Regions from separate parts of the Mus musculus genome. Here regions 2, 3, 4, 5 and 6 are each linked to region 1. A link is a loop called in an ENCODE intact Hi-C map of the cell type or tissue named here. Cell type or tissue: left cerebral cortex. All regions are shown on one strand. Links, peaks and the distances in the headings refer to the core of each region. The heading gives the core; the rest is flanking DNA.

The links. Peaks named below come from ENCODE experiments on the same cell type or tissue, not always from the same donor. Only the 100,000 strongest peaks of a DNase experiment are listed, where the experiment ranks them.
Region 2: it touches region 1 in a loop (5-fold over the local background); 16 of 42 quality-filtered maps call a loop at or near these places.
Region 3: it touches region 1 in a loop (2.3-fold over the local background); 8 of 42 quality-filtered maps call a loop at or near these places.
Region 4: it touches region 1 in a loop (9-fold over the local background); 3 of 42 quality-filtered maps call a loop at or near these places.
Region 5: it touches region 1 in a loop (2.5-fold over the local background); 15 of 42 quality-filtered maps call a loop at or near these places.
Region 6: it touches region 1 in a loop (4-fold over the local background); 8 of 42 quality-filtered maps call a loop at or near these places.

What each region holds. Positions count from the first base shown.
Region 1 is chr6:142,962,480-142,967,324 of GRCm38, reverse strand. It overlaps St8sia1 (ST8 alpha-N-acetyl-neuraminide alpha-2,8-sialyltransferase 1), which reads left to right and starts at 2,873. Exons shown (of 5, transcript NM_011374.2): 1 at 2,873-3,789. The coding sequence starts at 3,557. In left cerebral cortex, for the core only: CTCF peaks have their summits at 2,094 and 2,851; DNase peaks (open chromatin) are centred at 2,882, 3,096, 3,678, 4,228 and 2 more places; H3K4me3 peaks cover 2,796 bases; H3K27ac peaks cover 2,471 bases.
Region 2 is chr6:142,777,065-142,781,909 of GRCm38, reverse strand. No RefSeq gene overlaps it. Among named protein-coding and RNA genes, the nearest start is that of Gm46981, 4.2 kb to the left of the region's middle. In left cerebral cortex, for the core only: a CTCF peak has its summit at 2,376 (motif pointing left); a DNase peak (open chromatin) is centred at 2,365.
Region 3 is chr6:142,848,503-142,853,347 of GRCm38, reverse strand. All of the region lies in intron 4 of St8sia1 (ST8 alpha-N-acetyl-neuraminide alpha-2,8-sialyltransferase 1), which reads left to right. Among named protein-coding and RNA genes, the nearest start is that of Gm7457, 37 kb to the right of the region's middle. In left cerebral cortex, for the core only: no CTCF peak of the experiment used is centred there; a DNase peak (open chromatin) is centred at 2,675.
Region 4 is chr6:142,753,654-142,758,498 of GRCm38, reverse strand. It overlaps Cmas (cytidine monophospho-N-acetylneuraminic acid synthetase), which reads right to left and starts at 1,813. Exons shown (of 8, transcript NM_009908.2): 1 at 1,473-1,813. The coding sequence starts at 1,726. LOC115490443 (a long non-coding RNA gene) reads right to left here and starts at 1,191. Exons shown (of 2, transcript XR_003956544.1): 1 at 1-1,191. In left cerebral cortex, for the core only: no CTCF peak of the experiment used is centred there; DNase peaks (open chromatin) are centred at 1,290, 1,805 and 3,776; H3K4me3 peaks cover 1,845 bases; H3K27ac peaks cover 1,103 bases.
Region 5 is chr6:142,875,251-142,880,095 of GRCm38, reverse strand. St8sia1 (ST8 alpha-N-acetyl-neuraminide alpha-2,8-sialyltransferase 1) reads left to right here. Exons shown (of 5, transcript NM_011374.2): 3 at 3,339-3,448. Among named protein-coding and RNA genes, the nearest start is that of Gm7457, 63 kb to the right of the region's middle. In left cerebral cortex, for the core only: no CTCF peak of the experiment used is centred there; DNase peaks (open chromatin) are centred at 561, 952 and 2,685.
Region 6 is chr6:142,812,739-142,817,583 of GRCm38, reverse strand. It overlaps Gm7457 (predicted gene 7457), which reads right to left and starts at 3,353. Exons shown (of 7, transcript NR_045707.1): 1 at 3,035-3,353; 2 at 2,842-2,907; 3 at 1,993-2,117. In left cerebral cortex, for the core only: a CTCF peak has its summit at 2,746 (motif pointing right); DNase peaks (open chromatin) are centred at 1,808 and 2,779; H3K4me3 peaks cover 547 bases.

The sequences.
Region 1 (4,845 bases), core at 548-4,547:
CCATTTGTAGATTTTAACATGCTTGATCATTTAGTCCCCAAGCAAACCATGCATGTGTTCAGTATGAACACTCAGATGTAGACTATATCAGAATCCTAAGCCCCTTGCTGTAAGCCATTTAAATCACGTGCCCTGATGTCAGGTAAGATATTTAATTTAAAACACTAAGACACAGGAGTTAACACTTCACTTTACATGGTGCCGAGTTAGCAATGGTCCAAGTAATTTTGAGGCTGGACATTTTATAGCACCAAGAAGCAGTCCTTTCTTGAGTTTGCATGTGGACAGGTTTGCATTGGCAGTTGAGCCGACATGAAGAATGAAAGCTACCTTCCCTGCTTTCTCCCAGTCATGTAGACAAGGCCCATGGAGTTCTCACGTAGAACAGTCTTAGGTCCCAGTGGCTGAGGAAGAGTTCTGTACGAAAGTGCTTACAACAGAAAAGCTCATCTGAGAGTCTAAACATTGACCACAATCAGAAATTTCCAGAAGTATCTGGGGTGGGTCAAAGGGAATGAGAACAGGAACTACAGACCCCTGAGCAATACACTACAAAGACAGCATCATCATCATTTTATTATTGTTATTTATTATTATTATTGTTGTTATTAATTGCCATTGCTATTATTGTATGTGTGTGTAATGAGTATGAGTGAGCCTGTCATGGCATAGATGTGAGGGTCAGAGGACACATTTCAGCACTCAACTCTCTCTTTCTATGACGTGTTCTGGGGACAGAACTCCAGTCTCCAAGCTTGGGTGGCAAGTGCTTTGACCCATTGAAATGTCTTGCTGGCACGGAAGCTAGTGTTTTAGGTGGTCTGGGACTACCATGTTATCCAGGGAGAATTTAATGGCCACTTATCCTTGAATGAGTCAGTAGATTTGTATGTAGGAAGGGAGGAAAAACATATTTAAGACTGTGGCTACTATATGCTGACAGACATGACACCATGAAGACCTGGAAAGGTGAGGAAAATAACATTGTAGCCATTGTTAATGCTCCTGAGAACCAGAGGGTAACATCAGATAAAGGTTGCCCAGGGGTTGGGAAAGAAGGGGCCAGAGTGTTTACATTGTAGCGCAGTACTACAGTGTGTTACATTGTAATGCAGTACTAAATGGGAAAGGTTTTCATGGGTCCTCATGATCCCTGTATGATCTTTTGCTTGTAGGTTTATTTCGTTTACTGTAAATTCAGCTATATGGAGACCTGGAGGAAGAGAAATTGGGATCATTTGTGCTTTGTTTAAGTTATAGGGAGGAAAAGTGATTGATGATGTGTCTACAGCCCTCAAAGATGGCAAATGTCCCCATCTTGCCTTCCTAGAACAGAGGAAGTTTGGGGTGAGAGGGATCTTCATTTTATTTTAACATTTATTATATTTTAAAATTATGTGCCTGTAATGGTGTGGAGGTTTGTATATGTATGTGCAGGTGCCTTCAGAAGACCTCCCCTCCCCCTCCCCAGTCAGATATGTAATTGTGAGCTGCCTGCCCGCAGTGAGTGCTAGGAACTGAATACAGGTCCTCTAAAAGAGCAGCAAGCTTCTAACAGCGGCAAGAGCAGTCTTTTTTTTTTTTTTTTTTTTTTGGTTTTTCGAGACAGGGTTTCTCTGTGTAGCCCTGGCTGTCCTGGAACTCACTTTGTAGACCAGGCTGGCCTCGAACTCAGAGATCCGCCTGCCTCTGCCTCCCAAGTGCTGGGATTAAAGGCGTGCGCCACCACGCCCGGCGGTAAGAGCAGTCTTTATTTGCTTCTATCAGCGGCAAGGGCAGTCTTTATTTTAACTAACGGTATTTGGTTCCACTGGGGAGCATTGAGCAGTCTTCCTAAGAAAAGCATTGCAATGCTGGTAGAGGTTGGTTGGCACCAAAGTCTCAAGTTTCACCTCTCCCTACTGAAGGTGCTAAAAAAGACTGCAGGGCACAAACTAGTCACTGTGGGCCGTCTGGAGTGCTGCTCTTGGCTGAACAAATGGAACTGTGGCCTGAGATTTCAGTCCTGTGACGACTAAGCTAGCTGGTTTTGGAGGCTGCAGACTTTCTTCTTTGTCCTTGCACAGGATGCTTAAGCAAATAGAAGAGACTGCCGCTAGGAGGTACCCGAGCCTTTTCCGACTTCTGCTAGGGCGAGCAGAAATGGCTTACTGTGAGTCTCTCCTCTAGGCGGGTCCAGGCGGGTTGCACGTTTCCAAGGTCGTGGTTGTGATAAGCTTGCCTTTGCAGCCTTTTAAGAATAAACAGCTTTTTAGTCTACAGAGGCGTTATCTCCTCCAAGGTCTGCGGGAGAACACCAGCCACAAGCATATGAGGATGCCCCTCTGTTCTCGGAAGGGTGGAGGCAAGGTGGTGGATCCCAGTGTGCATGCATCTCCCCTTGTGCCCAGTAGCAGCAGTGTGTGTGTGTGTGTGTGTGTGTGTGTGTGTGTGTGTATGTGTGTGTGTGTGTTCGCGCGCGCGGACGTGTATGTGCGTGCCTGAGCGTGTGAGCTCGCGCCCGCGCGTGCACGCAAGTGCGTGCATGGAATCGTAGCTCAGCACGGGCTGATCTGATTAAGGGAGCCGAGGAAGGAATAAATATTCGCCAGCCTCCTCACTGCTCAGTTATAACCAATCAATTGCAGAAAGGAGAGGGAGACAGCAGCCTGGGCACAAGGTGTGCGGGTCCCCAATCTGTGCATACTCCGGGATAGACATATGCGCGTGTGCATGCACGCACCAGAGGGGCTGCTGCTCTTATTGTCTGCCTCCCTCTGCAGAGAACAAGGGCAGCGGCGAGGGGCCTGCACCCTGGGCTAGCGTCGCGGCCCCAAGCAGGTCACGGGAGGCAATTTCGCGGGTGGGGGAGGGCGGGGGAGACCTTGATTTCCACCAATCCCGGGGCGCGTGTCTGCGGAGTCCAGGGCGCAGCAGAAGGCTGCGGCGCACCGCTGAATGAACTGATGAGAGAGAGTTCTAGGTTTGCCCGTGAGGGGCGCGGAGTGAGGGTCCTGGCGGGCGCGGCCGAGGCGCCGGGGGTGGGGTAGCGGTCCCGGGCCATCGTGGAAATTTCCAAGGACTTGGTGTGGCGCGGAGAGCGCATCTGGGGGGTGCCGGGCACCGCGGCGGCGCAGGAGGCGGGGAAAGGGCGGTGCAGGGCGCAGGAGCATCTCTTTCTGGAAGGGACACAACCCATCAGACGTCCGGGAGCCAGCCGCGCCTCTTCCAGGACCCCAGCCGAGGGCGACGGTGATGCTGCAGTAAGGGCGGGAGCCACCGGCCCCACTGCTCTTAGACTCCTTCATCGCCCGCTGCCTGCAGGGAAAGAGACTAAGGCTTGTGATTTGCCCGGAGGCCACTTCCTTTAGCAAGACATCCCAGTAAAAGTTGCATTGGCGAAGATCCTTGTAGCTGACCTCTGGGGCCGTGGCGTGGGGGTTCCCCAGCCGTGCGTTTGCGAGCTGGAAAGCCAAAGGTGTGTGTGCATGGGGGGCCGGCCACTGGAGCATCCTTCACTGCCACTTTGTCCAGCGTTGTGCTGAGGGTACACTGACCCTGGGACATCGAGGCTGCGATGAGCCCCTGCGGGCGGGCCCTACATACGTCCAGAGGGGCCATGGCCATGCTAGCTCGGAAATTCCCGCGTACCCGGCTACCCGTAGGAGCCAGTGCCCTCTGTGTGGTGGTCCTCTGTTGGCTCTACATCTTCCCTGTCTACCGGCTGCCCAACGAGAAGGAGATTGTGCAAGGGGTGCTGGCACAGCGGACGGCTTGGAGGACGAACCAGACGTCAGCCAGTCTCTTCAGGTACCTACTGCTGGCCGTTGCTCCCCTCCAGCATCCCTTCCTGCTAGTGTGCAGAAGACAGGGTCGCTTGTGAGGCTTCTCTGTCCTGTGCCCTCTGTGCCGTGCCCAACCTAGAGACTTAAGTCAGGGTCTCTGTCCCATCCCTCATCCCAAGAGACGTTTCAAGGTACCTTTGCAAAATCAAGGATTTTTTTGGTCTGTCCCTAGTCTGTGTTGTATTTGCAATTGACCCATCTCTGTGGGAAGGGAGACCCAGAACAACTTAGAGACTGTTACTTTCAGAGAATTTATTTTTTAGCCTCCGTAGATGTTTGGTGCTAAAGAGAAGTAAGCTAGAAGTAGGTTAAGAAGCGTTCCGGGGCAGTTTGTAACACAAATCAACCATGCAGGAGTGATGGGCAAACCTCCAGTCACGAAACCATGAAAACTAGCCAGGCCTTCGCCGTGGCTTTGCGCAGTGTGTCCATTGCGAGTCCGGAGCACGGAACCATGACCCACTAAGGATCGGACCTGCACGATTTTTGTGTTGAAATTTCAACACATTTTTGATGACATATTTTCTCTTCTGACCAATTCTTCTGTAGAACAAGTTACTAGCCCAAGGTCATTCATTATCTACGACGAAGTCCAGGTGCCCAGGTGCTGGACTCTTTACCACTCCAAAGCACCAGTCCCCCCTTTTGTCTTAGTCTCAGGAATGTTTGTGGGAGGTGTACGTGAGGGAAGGGCTTGGATTCAGAAAACAAAACCCAAGGCCGCGTTTGAAAGAGGACAGCACAGGGTTCTCCAGCTGGTAGTTTCTCCTCTTGGGGGAGGTGCTAATTTGAGGAACAGAAGACAGGTTTGCAATAGAAGTTGGGTAGCTAGACTGCAGCGCAGACAACAAGCTCTTTGCATGTTACCTGCATGTTGGGGGAACTGGCCGGCTCGGACCAGGACCGCACCGGGACCCCGGGGCAGAGCCTTCTCATCTTCAGCTCTGGCGCCAATTTATTGCCTTGCTGGTCTTTTCTGGTAGTGGTCTGTGGGAGGAGCTGAGAGGCAGGCAAGAGCCAA
Region 2 (4,845 bases), core at 287-4,286, 190 kb after region 1:
GTCTTCCCCGTTTGTGAGGATTATAAGCACACCACTGTGCCTGGACTTCTATGGGGGTTGAGGAGCAGAGCGTAGGCTGTCAGGCTTGCGTGGCAAACACTTTCCCAACTGAACCATCTTTCCAGCCTCCTTAACCTTATCTTTTCCTGGCAATCTCCTCTTGTACTATGTGAGACTATCAAATAGAAAAATTCTTCACACATTTATAAAATACCAATAAAAATCAACCAACTGCACATCAGCGCCAAGGGGGACTAATACTGAGTTTAGATAATTTTCACACCATTGCCTTTTACTTTAGCCTCGTAAAGGGATTAACGCCCCCGGCTCTCTCTGCGCAGGTTCAGATCAAGGAGGAATTTTCTCAGGCCACAGAGTAGGCTATGGAAGTGGCTCCCGTGGCTTCCTTCTCTGGATGAAAAGCTACAGGACACAGGAGCCAATGAGCCATCAATTCAGCAAGCCCCACAAGTAGCCAATTAGGAAGCTAATTAGAGACAACTAATTATTATTCCATTTAGATAAAGAGAATCTGGATAATTCCTTTCCCAAAGCGTGAAGGCTGTCATCTCAAAACTATAACAAACAGATTTGGGCAAATGGATATCAGCAGGTTTTTGGGTTCTCTCCACCTCCCCCAGTTTCTTTGAAACATATGCAGGAGTAGTTTCAAGTTTTCAGCGTTAGTGGTAGTCAGCCAGGAGGGCTTACAAACCCTTAGTAATCTTGGGGCTGTTATCACCATTACCTTTGGGATAAAAGAGGAGACTCTTTGAACGTAATAGGATCAAATCCTGCATCACTCAATAACAGGATAAATATGTGTGTATACATTTATTTATTTATGAAACCGTGATTTTGTCTCATTTCAAATTTGCTCTTTATTTCGGCAGTTTATATTAACTTACATAGAATTTGCTCCCATAGAGAAAAGCAAACAGTGGTCTGTAGTCATTCTCCATTACTTAAATCGCCTGTCACCAGCATCTATTGGTGTCACTGACCGCTGAGGGGACATTCAGCCAAGCTGTGGGACAATGCCCTCTAATGATTAGACAGGCTTTGGGGAGAAAGGGTATATTCCTGAGTAATTGGCCCAAGTGGGATTTTAATTAAAATAAATGAGGGTGGTCAACTAACCCTTGCTAGGTAGCATAGGCTAGACTGAGAAGTGAGTTTATTCATCCCCAGACAGAAATGTTTCAATCAGGCAATTATGCAAATGGATACTATTAATATTACTCGTTTCTTTCTTCCTTTGTTCCTAATGAAGGTCAATTGTATCCTGTTTGGCATGGTCAGCTCCTGAGCTGTGAGCCTTCATTAGGCTTCAGTGATGTTTCCCCTGAGACTCCAAAGACCGGTGGGAACTCCGAACGCAAAGAAAACTGAGGCCAGAGGGTGACAAGCCTTGTCACAGTATGCCTCCAGAGGTGCCAATCAAGTGAAGGGCTAATTACGGCTGGGCATGAACTGCCTGCAACTCCCCTGGACAGACAAGGCATGGTGTGCTCACATTAGCCGTTGGTCTCTCTTCTGTTCCACTCTGCACAGCTTTGTCTGAACATGGGTTTCTGCTATAACAAATGTGAAATGCACAAATCAAAGAAAGGGAACTTGAAGGCCTCACTATTTCCTGTGAAGCAAATGGCCGAGGTTTGGGAAAGCCATCCCCTTGCATTAAATTGAGGTGCCTTTCCAGGAACAGACCCCAGAGAGACAGGAAGATGATGACAGAACACCAGTGCATTATGGGAAGCACCGTGTATAGCAGCATGGTGACATTTCCTTAGCCACATCCTGTCCCGACTTTCCTGTCTTGCTCTCTACCTGTCAGAGCATCAGGCTTTTTGCTAAATGGACATGAATGCTCTCGTGATTTGTTTGTTTGGGGGTCAGGGTGTCATGAAGGCCAGGGATTATACATCTTGGAAATACTAACGTGGCCAGTCAGCACTGGGAACCTCACCTCCGAACAGGTCTGGGTCTGTAGGAGAGGGCTGGTAGCAATCGATGTCTGAGGCTGACTGAGAACCAGAGGACGATTGTCATGGGAGAGTGTTGAGGAACGAGGGCATGGGACAGTTTCTGAGCCTGAGTCCTACCCTGTTGTATTTATTCCAACTTCTTCAACTACAGGGTTCTAGCAACTCCGTGCGCACAGACCACTGAGTGGGCTTTCCTAATATGCAGACTATTAGACCGAAGCCCCGGGTTCTACACCTCTCACGCCAGGGGAGGGCTAGCACACATATTTGCACAATTATTAATTATAGTGAATTGTTGTTTTAAGAGCTTTGGTGTTGGCTGAGGGGCCATCTCCGAAGAAGCCTTACCAATCGCCCATCTGCTGCCTTAGTATGTTCTAGAGCTGCCACCTAGTGTCTGACCCCCGGTAGTTATAGCTGTCTATCGCTCAATTTTCACATCTATAAAATAGAGGAAGAAAAATACTTCCTTTATAGAGCTGTGTGGATTAAAAGAAAAGATATATAGAGGTTAATTTTATGGTCTGCAGCAATAAGGCAACAGTGCTAGGTAGCCAAACAGTCACTGAACGTGTATGAAAAGTGAGCGAGTCACCTTGGGTGAATGAACAAAGTCACAAGAGGTTTGTCTACAGGCAATCTCCCCCTCCCCCAAGCAGAGGCATGTGTCCTTCAGGCTAAGAGGTGACATGTGTAATTTAAGGTACCCACCAGCTTGGAACAAGATAGTGACAGTAAACAGATTGGCTTTCTCTTCTGATCTTTGTCATTTAAAATACACATGAATATGGAGCAACCAGCTGTGAAGAAAGAGGGCATATTTAAGACAGGTAGAAAGTAGGGGACACAGCTAGTGCTCAGCTATCAGCAGTGAGGAGGGTGTGGAGGGTGGAAAGAGATCCCTGCTGGGGACCAGGAAGGGGCTCAGCAACTCCGGAGGTAAGGTGGAACCCCAAGTGCTCTGCTCTCTGCATATCCTTTGAATTTACTTTATTTTTTTAATTTAAAAATGTTATGTGCATCTGTGTCAGTGCATGCATGTGTGTACGTGCACTGGTCTGTAGGTGCCTGTGGAGGTCAGAAGATGGTGTTAGATCCCCTGGAGCTGGACTTACCAGCTCTCAGTGAGCCACCGAGGCACCCAGCATGGATGCTGGCAATGCACTGGGACCTGCTGAAGAGCAGGAAGTGCGGCATCTTTTCAGCCTCTATAAGCGAGTATTTTCCAGTGATTGTCTGGAGGCTTAACATGTATGTTTAGAAAGAATCCCAACACACCCTTAAACACCACCACAGGACTCATTTTCCTATGAATATGCATCAACCTCATCCTGTGTCCATAGCTCAGCTTAGCATCCCTTATCTAGACATTGTACAGTTATTACATAGCCATCACTGTATAAACACTGTAGTTATTACATAGCCATCACTGCATAAACACTGTACAGTTATTACATAGCCATCACTGCATAAACACTGTACAGTTATTACATAGCCATCACTATATAAACACTGTACAGTTATTACATAGCCATCACTGTATAAACACTGTACAGTTATTACATAGCCATCACTGTATAAACACTGTACAGTTATTACATAGCCATCACTGTATAAACACTGTACAGTTATTACATAGCCATCACTGTATAAACACTGTACAGTTATTGCGTTAGAGCCATCACTGTATAAACACTGTACAGTTATTACATAGCTATCACTGTTTAAACACTGTACAGTTATTACATAGCCATCACTGCATAAACACTGTACAGTTATTGCGTTAGAGCCATCACTGTAATCTACCTCTGGCATTTTCTTCTTTCTAAACTACTACTATCATCACCACCACCACCCTCTCCTCTTCTCCTGGGCAATGAAGAGTTTTGTTGTTGTTGTGTGTGTGTGTGTGTAAGGATTGTTATTGTTTTTAATCTTGAATGAAAATCCCATTGGATGTAGATTGAGATTGGAAGCCATTCTTATAGGAATTCCGACATTATAGGCCACTGTTCTTGCTCCCATGAAGCCCACCTGGAGTGATCTTCATTCTTCTGGGTTGTTCTCCCTGCTGCCTGTAGATCCCACCACGGCTTTCTTTCCATTAACCTGGAAGGTTTCTGGCCATCATTGCTTCACACATTTCGTCTGTTTTGCTTACATTCCTATCTATGCTCTACTTCTTTTGACTTGGTGTCATAGACCTTTTTGTCTCCATGTCTTTGAATTCCACTATTTCCCTTTAATTCATTTTTAGTGTGAGTGAGTGTGTGTGTCAGGGCAGGGCATGCCAATCACTTACTTTGCTGGAGACTCGGTGAGCTTCTGGGGTGTAGTAGAAGCTGGGCTGTTTTGAAATGATCACTCTTTACGCTGCCCCAGTCTCCTAGGACTCCTCCTGGGCTCTGGTCCTGTCTCCTGTGGTGTTCCCAGCCTGCTCCCTTCTTTGATGAAGCCATCTTTGTTGTTTATAATGGATTCTCCTGAGCTGAGGGACAAGAGCCTTCACATTGGCTCGCAGTCTTCTGAGGAGTAAGGAAGGAGTTTCCAGTAGCTCTCTTCCCCCTCTGCCTATGGCCATGGGGATTCTCTTGCTTGGATCCCAAGATCCAGATCCTGTTAAAGCCTGCTAGCAGCCCTGCCAGCAACCCCAAGTGCTTCTCACCCGACAGCCCATCCTTGGCTTTATCAGACACCACTCAATCGCCTCTCCATGGTATCTGGCTGCAACTGCTTTGGGAAGTTTGAGGTTCTCTGGATGAGTCTGGGTTACTGTTCAGACAATCTCCAAAAGTGTCTCTATCAGCGCCTGGCCATTTCCTGTTGGGAGGATCTAGTGGTGATCTGTGGGCTTCTG
Region 3 (4,845 bases), core at 376-4,375, 110 kb after region 1:
AAAATATATTTGTATATGGTCTTATTTTAAGAATGTAGAAACAGATAGCAAGTGCTCTTGAAAACTGTCCCAGGATTCAAAACTGTTTTTATTGCCTTTCTCCTGTTAGAGCCAAGGCAGCTTCTGTTTGCCAAACACTTGTGGTTTCCCCTTCTTCCCTTTCTGAGTTATAGCTTTAATCTTTTCTAAAAGATCATGAATTAATTTTATGATAATCATTTTTCATCAAGACCAGCAAACAATGTTAGTTCAATAAAAACAGGAATTAATGAAGGCAAGCAGGAGAAGAGAATAAATATGCATGTGGCTTTGTTTTTGCTGTTTGGGGTGGGAAGAGATATTTTTAAAAGACTTGTTAACACCCACGCCACATGTGGCTTTTCCGCTGCAGACATAACTTGTGTGGCTAGTGGCAGGGTAGGCACAGGGGAATAAGGAGCTAGTTTAGTTTGAATTCAGACCTTGTGTTTGTCAAGTGATACCTATATGGATATATATACATACACATTTATACATATATATGTTAAAGTACATGGTTACATAGAATCTTATTTAAGGTTAGTAGGCAAATAAATTAATTATATCCGTTGCATTAGTTGGTTTCCTCATTACTGTGGTTAATTAAACACTCCGTAAGTAGCACCTTCTTGGAGAAAGGCGGAGTTTACTTGAGGTTTGAGGATCTGTCTCCCATTGTGACAGAGATGACACACACAGTGGCAGGAACAGACCTCAGCTTTGGCCATGGGAACCTGAGGCAGCTTATTCACATCCGAGCAACTCAAAATCTGTGTAGACAGGCAGTGGGGCTGGGTGATACACCAAGACCTGTCCCCTGAGACCTACTTCACCCAGTGAGACTCAGCTTCCTAAAGGTTCCCAAGGGTCCCCAAATAGGGCCATGGAACCAAACACAGAGGGGGCCTATTTCACGTTCAAACCGCATCAAGCATGGAGGAAAAGAAAACAATAGCGGTTATTTAGAAAGTTCCACAGATAGTGTGCATCTGCCCTCTCCCCGACTGACCAGTAACTAGGTCACCTGCTACTTTAAATTAAAAAATGCCTTTAGCATCTTAAGTAGATAGCTTTTCCTGTCAACTGTGACAAGAATTCCAAGTTCGACAGTGGCTTTTTTTTTTCTTTCTTCCTAAATGTTAGAAATTTTCCTTTATGCCAAATTAGATATTTTCTAATGCAAATCAATTCCTGAAAGAAAGCTGTTGGGATGGAACAGAGAGGATCCTGCGGTTCTAGCCTGTGAGGCCGGCTCTGCCTCAGCATCATGAGAGTCTGACAATGTGATGGTTTGTATATGCTCAGACTAGGGAGTGGCACTATTAGGAGGTGTGGCCTTGTTGGAGTAGGTGTGTCACTGTGGGTGTGACCCTCATCCTAGCTGCCTAGAAGACAGAATTCTGCTATCATCCTTCAGATGAAGATGCAGAACTCTCTGCTCCTCCTGCGCCATGCCTGCCTGGATGCTGCCATGTTCCCCCCTTGATGATAATGGACTGAACCTCTGAACCTGTAAGCCAGCCCCAATTGAATGTTGTCCTTATAAGAGATGCCTTGGTCATGGTGTCTGTTCATAGCAGTAAAACCCTAACTAAGACAATGACTGACAGTTTGTCTGTCCCAGCCCATTAAAAACTGTGGACTGATATGTTTAAAATGTAATATACTGTGTTGGTTCATACTCTCAACTTGGCATTGTCCAAAGTCACCCAGAGACAAGCACCTGGGCACGCACGCCTGGAAGGTGAGGTGGGAAGAGCCATACTGAACGTGGCTACATCCTGAGTATGGGTACATCTGAGTGTGGGTACATCTGAGTGTGGGTACATTGAGTGGGCTGGGGCCTCAGGCTGCATAGAAAAGAGAGAGGCCACTGAGCAAGAACATTCCTCTCTCTCTGCTTCCAGGCTTCTGGGCTGCAGGCGGGATTGGGTATCGATCTCACGTCCCTGCCACCAAGATGGACGATGCCCTAACCAGGAACCGAAGTAAACCTTTCCTTCCTTAAGTTGTTCTTGTCAAGTATTCTGTCCAGCAGTGAGAAATGCAGCTAAGAGAACTTTTTGGTCTGTTTTCTTTTATTACACTTACCCTTAATATACATATATTTGCTCTCTTTCCCTAACACATTGCAGTTTAGAGTTTAGGACATGCTAGAGTATGGCCTGGACTGTTTTTGTTTTGTTTTGTTTTGTTTTTTTATCAAACTTTCTTTCCTAGATTTGAAAAATGGATGAAGAATAGTGGCATTATTTATAATTTAGAGAAATAATAGAGTTATATATATATATATATATATATATATATATATATATATATTATATATGTGTGTGTGTGTATGTATGTATGTATGTATGTGGATACGGAAATATATTTGGATATGTATGTGTGTGTATGTATTTGGATATAAAAATTTATTTGGATATATATATATATATATATATATATATATATATATATATATGTATTACTCTACTTTTTTTTTGCCTAAGCAGACAGTTTCTCAGGACAGATTGGGAGAAACTGCTGTTTGCCCAGTATCCAAAATAGGTGTGGGCAGGGAAAAGAGTTCCCTCTAAACGCTGATGTAACTTGCTCACATTTGGATCATCACCACATGCAATGAAAATAGATGTTCTGTTTCCAACAACTGTAATATAATTAACTCCGAGGCTCCGTTTTTGCCCAGTGACTGGATCTCAGGATCACAGTCTGCTGGGCTGGCTCGGGGCTGCTGTTGGCAGTAACTGTTGGAAATAATTGGAGGTGAGATACACGAGTGTATAATTAGTCGTTGATGCTGAGTGCAGCCAGTGAGACATACCTTCTTGTGGCCGCCTCTTTGCTGTGTTCTCTGCTCAGTGTGCATTCGTCATGGCAGGTATGGAATAGACCGGCGAAAGGAAGGGAGTGACTTTTGTCCCCTTTCCTTTGTACCTCAAGAACTCTATATGATGTAAGTCTTGGATCTCCTGACTTCATCCTGCTCTTTGTTTAGGGTCTTCCTCTTCCCGTTTTAACATCATCTCCTGTTCCACCCTAGGTCTTCTTTCTCTTTCTTCTTCCTGTTTTCACTCTATCTTTCCTTGTTTACAGGTGAGGGCTGATTTGGCAAATCAGCGTGGCTATGATGTTGATGGGGAGAGAGGGTATATCAGACACAGGCTGTCTTGATGGATGTATCCTCAAATCATGAACAAACATGGCCTTTTCTTCTATGAAGTTGCTTCTTATAAGGTGTTTGACCACAGTCATGAGGAAAGAAACTAATAGAATAAAAGAATTAGCTTATTTACCTATTGATATTAAATAATATTCTATAGAATTATGTATTTTAACATAAAAATACCTATAACTGTGTATATATTTACCTAAGACAAACACGTGCTCTGAATTCAATCTCCCTGTACCTACGTTGTCACTATCCACAACTCATGTCTGCCATGGAAAAACCTTCTGTGTGTGTGTGTGTGTGTGTGTGTGTGTGTGTCTGTCTGTCTGTCTGTCTGTCTGTATATCTATGTGTTTGTGTGTGTGCCAGTAACAAGCCTTTTAAAGATGTATCTTCTCAACCTCCCCCCCCCAAACCAAAACATTATTCACAAATAAAAGCAGCAATTGTCATAAAGGCTGCAAGGGGTATCCAAGAATAAACCTTGAGGCACACATTTCACTCTCTGTACCCTAATGAACCATTTTGAACATCATGACATTTCCATATTTCCATTAAGAAAAATACAAATCACCAAACGTACTGACAGAACAGTAGATGGCCACAGCTGAGCAAGAACAGATGAGGGTCTCTGGCATAGTAGACAGGTCACAGGTCAGAGGCGTCGGCCCTGCCCCCGCAGATAGGGGCTCTGGGTCTGAGATCAGCCAGCCTCATTGCAGTGGTGACTCTAACTGCGGGTCAGTGGTGAGAGCTAATAAGGTCCACAGAGACAGAAGGGACCTCCTGAGGGGAAAGCTGCTCTGAAGGAGTCTTGAGTCTTGTGTTTCTTTAGAGACACTAAAACATGTTGAATTAGCAAATGCTGGGTATGGGTTTTTGTTTGTTTGTTTGTTTGTTTCTCTTACTAGCTGTGAAAATGGAAACATTGACGAAGGCATCTCTCTCTCTCTCTCTCTCTCTCTCTCTCTCTCACGCTCCCCCCCCCGTTTGTGTGTGCATGCGTGTGAGTGTCTTCTTCACATGTACCTGTGTGTACATGTTTATTCTTGCTATTAGTGTGTACACAAGATAGAAATGAGCATGTTAATGGAGCTGACTCTGGATGGCAGGCTTGCTTGGTCGTTACGATTTTTCCTCTGTTTATACATTTATATCATCTGTATCCACCCCAATCTATGTCTCTGCCATCACTCAATATGTATTATTATACATTCAATAGATGTCAAGTATACTGCTTTGTACTTAATTTTGTTGCCTAATTTTCTACCATTAAACAATTACCAGCTTGCTTTTCGTAACCAGGAAGAGTTAAATGGTACTAAGAATAGAAGGGCCCTCTTCACTCCTAGTAGGATGTGAATGACACCTGTCTTGCCTTGTCTGCTTTCACCCAGGGTTTGGAAGTAACTTCTATTCTAGAGTATCTGCTTTTAGTAGAGCTCTTCGGAAATCAGTCTGCCGGAGCTTACAGGGTGCTGAGTTCCCACGCAAAGATTTCATTCACAAGTTTGGACGTACTATGTTGTGCTTCTACACAAGCCACATTCTGGTTCTGCTTTCACCTGTGGGAGGAAAGTGCCTGGGGAGTGGCAGGACACTTCTGAGAATTCACACCCCAGTGGATTGTAAGGGTTTATGTGAAAGTGAGGGTC
Region 4 (4,845 bases), core at 265-4,264, 210 kb after region 1:
ACAGGGTCTCTCTTTCGTTGTTCACTGGGTACACCAAGCTGACTGTCCCCTGAGTTTCCAGATTCTCCTGTCCTGCTGTAATTGCAGATGCACTAGACTCTCACTTGGATTTTATGTGGGCTCAGGGAATGAGATCTTAGTTCCTCAGACTTACATGGCAAGCATTCTGTCCAGAGCCATCGCCTCTATCAATTACCCTCCCACTCCCCTTAAAAGATTGTATAGTGTGAATATGTCCACGTGAGACCAAGGGCCTGTGGAGACCAGAAAAGGATATCCAATCTCCTGGTGCGGAGTTTCAGGCAGTTGTGAGCTATCCAACAATGGTGCTGAGAGCTGAACTTGGGTCCTTTGGAAAACCAGTACGTGCTCTCAAGCGCCGGGCCATTTCTCCAGTTCTACCAGTACCCTTTCTGAATCCACTCTGAAAGTCATTTCCTGACATGGGACCTGAGAGTCATGAACAATAATTTTGTTCTCAATCTATGGTCAGTATGACTTCAAACTCTTTTCCCTTCATAGATGTTACTTTGTCCCTGTGGCCTATACATAATTAACTTCTCACTCCTTTGCAGTCTGCATTCTGAGAGGTTTAAAAACACAAAACCAAACAAAAACCAATCGAGAGCTCCGTAAGGGATAGAACTGTGCACGGACCGTCTTGCTATCTCCTTGCGTGTGTATGGAAAAAAGTGGGGCTCAAGAAATGTTTACTGAGCTGAACCAAATTCACGATACTCCCCTATCTCTCCTCAGCACACTTCCTATTACGTGTTATTTTCAGAAGCCAGCTGTTTCTTTAGCTCCACCCAGAGCTTCCTTTGAGTCAAAACACAAAGAAAACTCATACATTTATATCTTTTGCTATCCCATCTTTAAACAATGTCAGTTGGGTGAAAAAAAAAATCTGCCTTCATAATATGGGGAAATCAATAGCCTTCTGAATCAATCATCTTAAAAGCCAAATCATCAAAAGGTAGCAATAAATTCAAGCAGAATTTGGATGCAGCTAGCACGGGCATTTAAATTCCTTGTTGGCAAAGGATTTTTATCTCCCTCCTTTGATGAATGGCATCAACTTGTAACTCCTGATCAATCCGGTGGAGGCCGAGAGGATGCAGAGATAAAAACTGCCTTTAGTGAGGCCAAAGTTCAAGAGGTAGGCTAAACCCATTCACACCCATAAAACAGTCATACCTCGTACACACGTAGGGACCATTTCCTCTTTGTGCTGACTCACAGCCTCACAGCCAGAGAATATTTTTTTCTCAAAGGTGAGGGAAGACTCTCTAAGCTGGGGAGCCCCAACTCGACTCCATTCATGCACCTGCTGCCTCCCGGGCCTTGCAGCACCCGGCAGTCTGCGCAGCCCAGAGGTGACAGGCGCCCATCAAGCAGGGGCGACCCAGGGTCAGGCCTGGGGACCCCGACCCCCGACCCCCGACCCGGGCCCGGCTCCCGCACATGCGCACCTCTGGAAGACCCCCGCATCCAGGGCGGCGCGCAGGACCCAGCCAATGAGCGGAACCCCCGCCAGGCGCTTGATGTTCTTCAGTGGGATGCCTTTGCTGCCGCCGCGGGCCAGCACCAGCGCTGCCAGGTGCGGCGGCTTCTCTAGGCCGCGCCCCGCGCCCCGGCTGCGCTGCAGCTTCGGGGGCCGGCCCCGGGACGGCCGTCCACGCGGGGCGGGCCCCGACGTGGCGGCCCCCTTCTCCAGCGCGTCCATCTTCCTCCCACGCCGCCGCTCCAACGTCTCCACATCCGGGAGCTCGGCCCCGCCGACTCCACTCGGTACCGCCCGCCTGCTGTGGCAGCTGTAGGCCACGCCCACGGCTCCGCCAGCCCCGGGGCACGCTGGGAGTTGTAGTTCCCCGCGCCGTCACCCTGCAGTGGGGCCGGCCAGGTGAGCTCAGAGGAGCCTCTAGTTGAATGGCGCTTTGTGCAGTGTTCAATAATGTCTGGAGATTTCTAAAATAAATGAGAATTAGTCCTCCTCCACTCATCTCCTCCTCTCCAGCCTCTTTCCGTTTTCCCATTTCTTCCTCCCCTTACACCTTCCTCCATTTCTTCCTTCTTCCCTTTTTTTTCCCTCTCCAACCACTCCCCATCAACATACTAGGTAACTTCAGGTCATGAGAAGCTGAGTCGGGTTTACTGGGCAACAGCCCCTAGCCATAAAGAATTGCTTAGTCCCAGCCTAATTGTTTCACAAACAATATTTTGGGCTCTCAAACAGTATGAGAGAGAGAGAGAGAGAGAGGGAGAGAGAGAGAGAGAGGCAGACAGAGAGAGAGGCAGAGAGAGGCAGACAGAAAGAGAGACAGAGACAGAGAGAGAGACAGAGAGAGAGAGAGAGACAGAGAGAGAGAGAGACAGAGAGAGACACACAGAGAGAGAGAGAGAGAGAGAGAGAGAGAGAGAGAGAGAGAGAGAGAGAGAGAGAATGTCTGTAAATGGGCTCAACCTGCAACAGCAGAAAGCTTGGGGCCCCTCGCTGTTGCAATAAATCAGTCTCAACCTGTGGGGATCAAGGTCTATCTTCTCTACCTCACTTTTCTTACAGTTATCATCATCCTCTTTTCTTACAGTTATCATCATCCTCTGCTTTGCTCTCTGACTGGAGCTAGCCTTGAACTCACTATATAGTTCAGATTAGCCAGGAACTCATGACATAGCTCAGGGTGGCCTGGAACTTGAGGCAATCTGGCTGAGCTGCCACTCCCAAGGAATGAATGAATGAATGAACTGAAGACCCTCCCCACTTGGAAACTTCTTAGTCCATACTATAGCATGGATCTATTTTATGATTTAATGCTTTTATATTAAACATCAATCTTCCTATGCTCCTGATTCATCTCCCTCTCCAAGAAATTGCCCCATTTTAATGTCCTACAGGTGCCTCGAACTCAACATTTTAAGCCATCGTCCCCCTCCCATGGGCTTGGCATTCCCTGCTAATTCAGCCAACAGTGTTACCTTCTGCTGGTGTGTCAGCTTTATTAATCCCTTCCAGTGTAGTGCACACCTGTTCCCTTCTAAAAAAAAAAAAAAACTTTTAAAAAGTTGTCTGATAAAATATATTCCTTTGAGAACCCACTGCCTCTCCCCAGGTGCGGGTGGGGTGTAAACACACATTCTTTTCATAGTAACAGTGTGTGACAATCTTGGCCCTTGAAATGTCCTATCTTCCTGAACACAGCTACAAGTCTTTCCAGACTCCTGTGAGAACAAAAGATCCTTCTCTTGTTGAGTTTTTGGATGTTAAAAGACTGTGTAAGTCTGAAGCCTGGGAGTAAAGGGGTGGAGAGATTTGGTATTCTGGAAGAGCCAGGGGGTCTACACTCACTCTGAAGAAAGCCAACCCAAGATATACAGAGAGGAGAGACACTGTCCCCTTTCAACCAAGAAGGGAGCTAATATTGACAGTACTGGACACTTTCACCAAGTCCTTTCTAAAGTGGATCCAAGTTGGATTCTACTGTTCTTTGCCTATCAGCCTTAGAGACACAAAGTCTGGAACAGCACTGGGTGGAAACATTGTTGTCATACGGAGCTAATTCAAACTCAAAGCCTGAAGGAGAAGGAGGCTCTTTGTTGATTTAGCCTTGAGCTGAAGACAGCTGCTGGTCCCATTTCCCACAGTGCCAAGTCAGCAGGAGCTACCCTTGTTCCTTTGTCCCCATGTCAGGGACGGGAGGCTGGGAAGAGAGATGCGCTATTTACAAGAAGATCACACTGTTGTTTGTGTCCATGCTCACTAGCTGGGCTCTGGCTGATCCTAGCCACAGAGCTGGGCGCTACTGTTCTTTTTAAGTGTGTAGGAGTCTGTGATCTAGGAGGAAGCCAGAAATAACAGAATGCCCCAGATAGCACTCTGTCCATTTCTCGAACTGCCACAATCTTATTGTGTGGGCAGAGCACAGAGATCATTGCATGGGACAGAAAGATCCTGCGAGTGGAACAGAGTGTCTCAGTGATCTATGGTTTTTAAGTGACCTTGGGAAAATTACTTTTCCTCTTGGAACCTAAATTCTATGGTAATAATGATGATCACTTACAAAGGTTGTTCTGAGGACTGTGGCAATACATAAACATGCTCAGTACAGTGCATAGAATATAAAAAATGTTCAGTATAGCTAATTGAATATAGTCATAGCTCCAAAGGAGAGCTTTAAAATAACTGTGGGTTAGCAAAAGAGGGCTAGATTACAAGCAGGCACAAAAGGTAGTATTTTACACAAGGTAACATATTTTTTGACAGCATAATACTTCGAGAGGCTCTCCAGTAAAGATAAAGTGTATGGGTCAAGCAAGCTGTGCCAAAACATTTTAGGATATTTGTTGTGTAACCTGTACTGTAAGGTTTCATATCTGGAAGTAAATTATAAACCACCTTGGGTCTCCATTTATCCAACCATCATATCTGTTGTGTTTTATAAAAAGATAAGAGAGAAGGAATTGTTTGGTAGAGTGGTAGAGTGTAGTAAGGTGTGGAGGCACGGGGTGCCTCTGTGGGGCCCAGGCGGAGGCATCCCTTCTCCCTCTGAGGGACCAGCCACAGGCCAGTACAGTATAGAATAGAATTTATTCAGGGGAGGGGTGGGGAGATGGAGACGGAGCCGGAGACAGAGGCGGAGAGCGGAGGAAGAGGACGGGGAGGAGAGCTTTAAAATAACTGTGGGTTAGCAAAAGAGGGAGCTAATGTTGACAGTACTGGACACTTTCACCAGGAGGAGGAGGAGGAAGAAGAAGAGGAGGGGAGGAGGAGAAGGAGGAGGAGAAGAGGCTGACTATGAGCATGTGGAGGGGGAGGAGGAATGGAGAAAGAGGAGGAGCAGAAAAAGA
Region 5 (4,845 bases), core at 417-4,416, 87 kb after region 1:
CCTCCAACCAAAATGACTCTATCCCTCAGGGTCTCCCCTTTAACAACTAAGGGGCTTGCAGCTTGCATGTATAAATCCTACTATTAGTGGGGGGATGCCTGAAATTTCTCCCCTGGCTTAACGATCACGACAGGGCTATATAAGACCCTTACGGTGTATTCACATATTGACAGCATTTTTCTTTTGGTATTCGTTATTCTATTCTATATCTGAGTAGATATGTGTATATATAGCTCCACATCAGCAGACTCAGGTCAATTTTCTTACTGCTGCTCCTTTCCTGGTCAAGGACACCCGTGGCCTCCATGTTGCCCAGCCCCATGGCAGGTTCAGCATTATTGCCCTTCATCTTTTAGGAGCACTCAGCTTCCTTCCCTCCTTCTCAGTCACTGCCTTCCTTTTGCTAGGCTCCCTGAGACCTCTTCTCTGTTCTGTTCTGACGTTTGGCTCTTAAATCCAAATACTTGGTCTCTCTCCACCTTTCACTCCACACAGACCCGGCTCCCTGCCTGCTCGGTCACCTACTGGACAAGGCCACTTGGCAGCCAGCCACTTGACTTTCTCAAGACTGGGCTTTTAATCAGTCCCCCAGACTCTCCCCTGCTGTGATCTTCTGTAGTGCAGGAAACAGCTGGTCCTATGCTGGAGACCAAGTCACCTTTCCCTCAGACCTTTCTTCGTCTGCTTTCTTTTCTTACTTCCTCTCTGAACACCAGCAAATCTATTTGGCACTTCCTCTGGAATCCCTCCAGAACGGAGGGCTCTCTTCACCTCTGTCACCCTATTTCAGGTCACTAAACTCCCGGGATATCACTGAAAACTCCTCCCTGGCCAGACATCGTTGAACTGTTCACACTTCAGCACGGATCATCATGCTACCTCCCTGGCTGTTTCTGTAGTCTTGGCTCTCATCCTGGAATAAAACCCACTGTCTTCATGGTACCTTACCCGGCTCGCTCACTCAGCTCCACACTGGAATCTTTACTCTTCCCCTTTCCTCCTCCCCTCGTCCTGCTGACTCATCGTTGTAGTCTGCAGACAAAAGAGGCTCTTGCCCCTCTATCTCATCCCAGGAATGTTCCCTCCTCAGGGTCTTTGCACAGAGGGGAGAGGGACGACAACCAGGGACCTACCCAGATCTATGTCCACACATTCTCAAGTCCTACACACATCTGCTTGGGGCTTCCTATGTGCGTGGCTGGTCACCCTGCTGACCTTGCAGTTCCTCTCAGGAAGTCTCTGGACTCTCTCATGCCAGTTCCCTGTCTCTCTCCAAAGACCACCTCACCGTCTGTTCCACTGTTTACCTTTCCACATTCCTTCATCCTTCTCTATTTTCTCCAGCATAGTGTGAGTCTCAGGGGCACAAGGTTTGTATTTGGTCTCCACCGCTCAGGGGTCCCAGCAAACATTGGTGGAGTATACGCACCAGCCTACATGAGCATCCGAGCTTAGCTCTCCATCTCACTGATATGATAGATAGTACCATGGTTCAAGTGTTGGTTCCAAATGCGCCTTTGAGGAATGACTAAGAGAAGTATATGTTGTCCTGAGTGAAGCTGTTAGATGTTCTCCGCTGCCAGCCTCTCCTCAGACACCCCACTCTGACGTTTATTGGGGTGATCACTGCAGTGGTAATGCAGGCGATTCTTTTCTCCCAGTGGACAAATACTAAGGCATTATGCTTCAGACACCACCAATATTTATTGCCAGTATTTACGTAGCTCTGGCTGCTTATTTTACTACTAGAAATGAAGGGAATAAAATCTCACGTTAGACTAATTGCTTCCTTCAGCTACCAATGAAAGCAGAGACTCTTGGGAATTTTTTTTTCCTGGTTGAGTTATTACCTCATGCCTAGGCAAGAACCTTCTACTGTATATTCGTGAGCTAATTCCATTTTATCTTTGATATAGTCTGTGTTATTTGTATACCACTCAGCCAGCATGGCCTTTCAATCTAGTTGTTTCCTAGACTAGTCATGTGTTTACAAGGTCTTTCCCCCAAGAACTCCAACAACTATGTTCTGTTCCAGTCACTTCAAGGAGCTCTGGTACCTGGCAGTTCTTGCTGACCCAGCTAGAAGGGGCCAAATGATTCATTTCACTCTCAGGGACTATTATGGGTTTCCATATTCCCCGACACTATAAATAGTGCCCTAGGCTGGAGCACTTGGGCACACAGAACATTCTCTTTGCAGTCTAGCTGGATATTTACAGGAGAAAGTCACATGTTGTCTGGTTTGACACAAGTCACCTGTCCCTTGATGGCTCCTGAGTTCCACCCAGAACCACCTAGGGTGTTCTCCTTATAGTAGCTCGTTTTCTTCCAGCAAACATTATTGCCTCTCTTTATGAATACATGCGTGTGTGTGTGTGTGTGTGTGTGTGTGTGTGTGTCCAAAAGTCAACCTTGTGTGTCTTTATCAGTTTGTTTCCATCTTAATTTTGGGGGGAGGGTACTGCACTTACCCTGAAGCTGATGATTTTGGCTTGTTAGTGAATGCTGGGATCTCCCTGTCTTCAACCTGCCCCCCCTCCATGTTGGGATTTCAAGTACACACAGTCATATCCAGTGTGAGTACAAGAGCGGCTTACTCTCAGGGGCTCATGCTTGCCGGGCAAACACTTTACTGACTGAGTGATCACCCTAGCCCTCCTCTTATTCTTCAAGTGACAAGCTTTTGTCTGTGTGCTGGAGCACAGCACCACCTACTCCTTCTTGGTGGCATGCCACAGTTGGCATGGCTTTCTCTTCAGCAAAGTCAGCACCTTCGTGGTACTGTTTAGTTTGTGGCGGGAGTTTATACTCTCGTCACCCCGTACTCTCTTCATTTTTCTCACTGTGAATCTTGAAGCCTCAGACACTTCTGTGTTCTTCTGGTTTTCCCCAGCAGTTAGCCTAAGACACACCCAGAAACCTTCTGAGAACGAATGGCTGCCGTGTCACTGGAATCACACAGAAAAACAGAATTCCTTTGACTCTTCGTCCTGTTTGATGGCTTTAGAAACAATCCTGTGTTTAGTTTGGACTTTTCTGCTTTCCCTAGCAAACATCCTGTGCTAGGTGCTCAATTTGAGAAAGAAAAAAGAATGTTACATTTAAATATATTCTAGGGATGTTTTGTTGTTGTTTCTGTTTTGTGTTATTCTTTTTTTTTCCTCCCAAAAGAATCAGGCCCCTTGTTTCCCAACAAATCAGCTACATCTTTCTTCCTGATACTCTTTTTTTGCCCTGCTGGGACTTCCTTCAAATTCCTTGGGGTCTGCTGTCAATAATGATTTCAGAGCAGTTGTGTGTTCTTTGCAGTGAAAACCCGCCTTGTTTTCTGTTGCTAGGCAACCCCCTTCCAGCTGCCATTGAAGAAATGTGCGGTGGTGGGAAACGGTGGGATTCTGAAGATGAGTGGCTGTGGCCGTCAAATAGATGAAGCAAATTTTGTCATGCGGTAAGAGAGAGCACTCACAGTGTGGCCTCTGACTTCTCTCCCTTTCCCTAACCCTTCCATAAGCCCCGGGCCTTTCAAACTTAGTGGCTTGCAATTAATTTCTTGTCGCTTATCTTTAGCTTCTCTTCAAACTGGTATACAAGAGAGGTTAGGAGTGCACTAAGGGGGTGGGGGGGGGATAGGGAACTTTCCCCCAAGAAAGTTCAAAGCTCAGCAGGCTCCCTTAGCAGAGGTACTGCTTTGTTGCTAATGGGGGCATGGGGGGGGGGGACCTACACATGAGGGCTCAGATCTTCCCGGAAATTATACAGTTGGGTGATTAAGACCTTGAAAACTGCTCTTTCCTTGGGACTAACTCTGTTTAGTCATTGCGAGTGTACTCTTTTCTTCTTAGTTTTCCACAGAAGTATTTGAAAGAGCCAGTGCAATTTAAAGTCAGGGGATTTGTCTGTGTGTGACTGAAACTGGCACGGAGGGTGAGGGAGAGAACTTGACATAAGAAGGAAGCTTGGTTAAGGAGTGAGCAGCACAGGGAGTGAGCTTTGGTGAAGGACAGTGACAAAAATTGTTGAGCTTGACCCAAGGTAAGACACCTTCAGGCTGTAGACGGCCACCCTGTGCTGGCTGTGTCTGAGCAGACACTTCGAGGGCACAGCAAGTGACTGCCTTGGGGCAGAGTTTGCCTAGCTAAGGAGGAAGAAAGGTGGAGTGTCACAAGGGAAGGCTCTAGAGAGAAACCCTGTGAGGAGACACATCATGAAACCTAGTCAGGCTAGAGTGGGCTCTGCAGCGAGAGGTGCAGATGGAGTTAAAGGAGGAGCAAGGGACAGGGCCACTCAGGGTGGAGTTGTGGAGTCGGGGGTGAGGGAAATGTAGAATAATGAATGAGCTGAAGGCTAAGCATGGCCCCTCAGTACAGTGTTCAGCTTATCTGGGACATAGTGTGGAAAAGGAAAACATGTCTTGTTGAGGAAGCAAAGGAACATTGAGAGGTTGGGAGAATCTTTGAGATGAACCCCGAAGTTTCAAAGACGTGGGAATAACTATGAGCCAGGAACCCAGGGATGCTATAACCAGGAATTCTCAAGTTCAATTCTTGGCATCTACCTAAAAAGCTAGGCATCTCCATAAGTCCAGAGCTAGGGAGATGAGACTAGAGGATGCCTTAGGCTTATAGAGCAGCCAGTTTAGATGAATTAATGAGCTTCAGGTTCAGTGAGTGACCCTGCTCCAAAGTATACAGTGGAGAGTGGCTGCAGAAAAACACTGTTTTAAATCCCTGGCCTCTACATATACACACATGCACACACACACATACACACATACATATACACACATAAACACATGCAGACACAAACACATACATATATACACAAACACACACAGCTACAAACACA
Region 6 (4,845 bases), core at 556-4,555, 150 kb after region 1:
GAGAGCTGGGCTGGGGAATAACAAAACCAAATTGTTCCCGAGTACAAAGCAGGTGTGAGTGGACAGAGATGCACAGTAGGAAGTGTGTGGGAACTAACATCTTGAGAAGTTGAAGCCCATCTGACCAGATGTGGTGAAGGTTTGCGGACATGACCAACTTTTCCTGATTGGATGTTTGGGTTACATTCAAAATGTTTAGAAGTGTGGCTCTCTGTACGTGGTGGTTTTCTGTGTAATATCTTTTTAATTAAGATTTTAAGATTTTTTTTTATGATCCACTAATCAGTTGAAGGCCATCTAGGCTGGTCCCATCATCCCTGTAGTGTGACCATTGACGGGCTATCCGTCCTCTGATGTAAGGTGTGGGGTCTTTGGAGTGTGCGTCCAGAACTAATTATAACATGGCAGTTCTATACTGACTTCCGCCATGGCTATGCCATTTTCTACTCCACCTACAGTGGTTCAGGGTCTCCATTTTCCTAACCCTTCCCCGAATTTGTAGTTGTTCTTCTGTCCGGAGTAAGATGAACTCTCAAAGGATTCTAACTTGCTTCTCTCCGCTTACTAAGGGTGCTGGGTGCTTTTTGGAGTCTTTGTTAGCCATTCCTGTTTCTTTCTTTCGTTTTGTCTTCAGTCCTAGAAACCATTTGTAACCCGTTCATTTGCTCTCTTGATGTTTAACATGTAGCATTTTACAACCAGATCGGGAGCCCCACTGCCCCTACGGTGCACCCCTATTTTAAAGTCTGAATCCAGCCAGGTTGGGTGGTGCAAGCGTGTGACCCCAGCACTTCAGAGACATTCTTCAGGGCCAGACAGATCTATAGCAGGCCAGCAAGACCTGCCTTAGGCTGAGTAAAAATTAAACAAGGACCGAGTGTTAAGTGACAGATGAGCTTTTTTGTTCAGGTGTGTTGTTTTCCTTGGCTTAGCCCTTCCCGAGGATGGTAGGTTTCTGAGAAGGCAGGTTTCTGAGAGCTTTCAATCTGCCTCTCCTTAGACAAGCTTGGGACCTGGAAAGCTGCTGACTGAGGCTCTTGCTGCCCTTGAAGGCTCAAACCCGGGTTCTGAGCCGAAGGTCACCGCAGGGCTGGCCAGGGTTGACAAGGTGCCTTGGATGAGCATTTCCTTGTCCTTTAACATTGAATGCACGTGAACGTGAACCGCAGCATAAGTCGAACTGTGTGGTGCAGAAGGAAAAGCTGCCCCACCCGTTGACATTTATAGGCAGAGGCAGTTTTGAAAGGAGTTTCATTTTTAAAATACCATGTGGCTTTAGATTAAATGGAGGAAGATAATTGCTGGTCACTGGCAGTCAGACATATTTTCATAGCAATAGGCTGAGTTATAGAGCTGGTGCCCATAATTGTATTCTTAATGCCTTTACTGTCATCAATGTGACTGAGAAATCTCTGTCTAGATTTTATCATCTCTCCAAATTAATCACCTACCACTAGAGAGAGAGAGAGAGAGAGAGAGAGAGAGAGAGAGAGAGAGAGAGAGAGAGCTGTATAAACATATTAAAAAGGCACTGGCAACATGGGCTAGGGGATGGTGGTTCAGTCAGTAAAGTGCTGGCCTCGCAACCACAGGGACCCAAGTTCGATCCCCAGCACCCATATACCATGCAGAGCACTGTGCTGTGTTCCTGTGATCACCAAGGAGGGAGAGACAAGAGTATCCCTGGAGGAGCCTTCCAGCCTAGCCTAATGTGAGCTCCAAGACAAAGAGAGAAGAGTTCTTAAAGGAGCTGGGTGGTGCTCTCAGGATGACCCTTGAATTGTCCTCTGAGCTCTGTACACATCTGTATGCCCACACACCCACATACACATAGCCACACCCACATACACACATTAGAACAAGAAGGCACTGACAGATGGACATCTTGGCAGTCTTCCATGACAAGTGCACAGTTACACCAATCCCCTGTTACTAGATTTAAAAGCGTTTATTCAGTGGGACTGTCACAAGGCTGTCATACTCTTCCCTCACCTTTAGTGGCACTTCTGAGTCCATGACAAACTGCATCTGAACGCATCTCTCTAGGAACCCGGCCACCATCAGCTCTTCTTCTCGGGTTGTACAATTTGATTGTTTTTCACTGTAGACAGTGCATTCTGCAAAATATAACAAATTTATACTAATTTATGCCCTTTCATATCATCCCCCTGCCTCTTTGTATGGATAACGGTCTATAACTTTATACATGGACATATAAAATTATTAATATTTAAAGATCGTGAAATGGCTTAAATGTAACAACAACCACAAAACAGAACAACAGCAACGATAAAAAACAAAACAACAACAACAAAACCAACCAAATAAATGTCCACAACTCAACCGACGTGCATCCTAGATGCCTCTAACCAAGTTTTTCTGACTGTAGGAAGTGGCCACTTTGCCCATAGACATATCTAAGGAATAAGAAGTGAGGCAGCAATTGCAGGCGGCAATTCGAATTCAGAAATGTCAAAACATGAAAAGGGTCTATTTTAGAATCAATAAAATGCTTTTATCCTCCATTACTGGAGTGAAGCAAAAGCATTTGTGAAGAGACCTTGCCAAACAAGAGAGCTGCCATCAAGGAAAATGACTGTGCCTGCGCCTGCTGCCGTCCTTTCTTCTGCCAGTCAACCTTAGCGACAGGAGGGAAAAGATCTTAAATAAAAGGGCCCAGTCAGACAAGGTTTCCTTGACAATAAGTTCAAAATCACGTTAACCTGAGCGTCTTTAGACATAAACCGGACACTAGGGGGCGCCAGCACACAAGGTGCTAGATGAGAATATCGACAAACCGTTTGCTTGTTTTTACAATCTGTTCTCTGGATAAGTACTTACGCGCCACGACTTCTCTGGGGACTGTAAAGATGATTCGATCCTGAACTCGGCCTTGAAGATCTCTCCCTGTAGTGAGAGCCACCAAGCATCAGTGTGCAAGTGAGAGTAAAGGAAAACGGCAGGAGATTAGGAAAGAGGTGGAAAGGATTGCCGAAGCAGAACAGGGCTGAACCTGATGGCGTAAGCTACTCACTTCAGCACCAAGCATGCTGAGACGGGAGGACTGTGAGCTTGAGGCTAGCCTGTGCAAATGGAAAAAAAAATATATATATATATTGTCTGGTTCATCAAGTCAAGTTTCTTTTGCTAGCTAGGGAAAACATTTTAAAATCTGCTCAGTAACGGGTTCTGCATTCCTGAAGAACCTTCCCGATTGACTTTGTGGGAGGGGTAAGAACAGAGGTACGGGGCTCCTTGAGGGAGGATCCACAGGCATCTGTGAGTCCAAAGACCAAATAGCACTGTGTGACTCTGTTAAAACAAGCCCTGATGGAGCCGAGCCCTGATCCAATACCCACCATGCCCGCAGAGCATTGATCCGCAGAGCAACTGTTGATCAAGGTACACAAGGCTCCGAAGGAGACCAATCTGTCAAACTAAAGAGAAATATCAAAGTCCAGGTGTAAAAGTTTCCCGGACTGCACACACGGTCCTCACAGCACATGCCTCAGAACCAACAGCTAAGAAGGAAATAAAGCCCTGGGAGAAAAGCCAGTCAGGCTCGGTTTGTTTTTTGAAACGGAACATTTCTATGGCTCAGAGAAAATGACACAATAAAAGGCTGGGGATGGGGTGAGGGCTGCAGGGGAGAAGGAACAGGGAAAATGGAGGAGCCTACAGGGGCAGCCAGAGATGGGTAAGGAGTAACTAGTAAAAATGAAACAAAAAGAACCAACATCCAGGTGGTGGCCTACGCCTGAAATCTCAGCGCCTGTGATTTGGAGGCAGGGAGCAGGAGTTTGAGGCCACCCCTGGCTATATGAGACCCTGACCTAGAAAAGCAAAGACAGAAAGAGAAGAAAAAAATACCTCACACCATAATGGCATGTTTCCAATAACCTTTACAACAATTAGAAAGCCACAAATTAAATCGCTCATTAAAAAGGCTTACAAAAATGTATAAGGCATCTCTCAGATCATTTCAATAAAAATTTATGTTTAAGACCTCATTGTGTTGAACACACAAATTCATTCCCTCCCTCCCTCCCTCCCTCTCTCCCTCCCTCCCTCCCTCCCTCCCTCCCTCCCTCCTTCCCTCCCTCCCTCTGTCCCTCTGGATTGTTGGGTTCTAAATATTTAAATATTTTAACAACCCCATTCAGGTATAATTGGTATACAATAGATTATACATATTTAACACATATATATAACTGACATCTGTGCGTTCCCATGAACCCTCTGCAATCAATACACGTCAGTCAATCAAACCCAGGTTCCTCTTTCCCCTCGAATTGCTCCATTGTTCCATCTTGCCAATCCATCCCCCTCCCACCCCCAGACACAGCTGTAACTTTGTATAAATCAATGAAAGGATGGCGGCCTTGAGCTGTGTTGTCTTTTCCACCCAGCAGCATGGGTTTGAGGACTCTGCCCATGGGAGAATGGACCACTGCACTGTCTTTTCCATAGCTGGGCTGATTTCATCAAAAGAATGTGTCACACAATGCAATGCCCACCATGCTTACTCTGGAGTGTTTCCTTGTCCCTTTTGGGCGACTACACACCAAAGGGCTGTGAACATTGGTGGGTGTGAAAGTTGGAGTGTCCTTGGGCAGCACCCAGCATGGGATGGCTGCAGGGGAAATTGTGTGGCCGTCAGGACGGAGCTACGCTGCTATACAGCGCTGGGCCCACCACTGGCACCTGTGCACACACTAGTTCCTCCAAATTCTCAGAAAAACTCATGAGTGTTGATCTTCTCAAGTCTCATCAATTATCTTTAGTAATTTACTCTTGGCTGCTTAAGAAAAAGCAGTTTTGTCATTAATGTCTAAAGTCTTATAC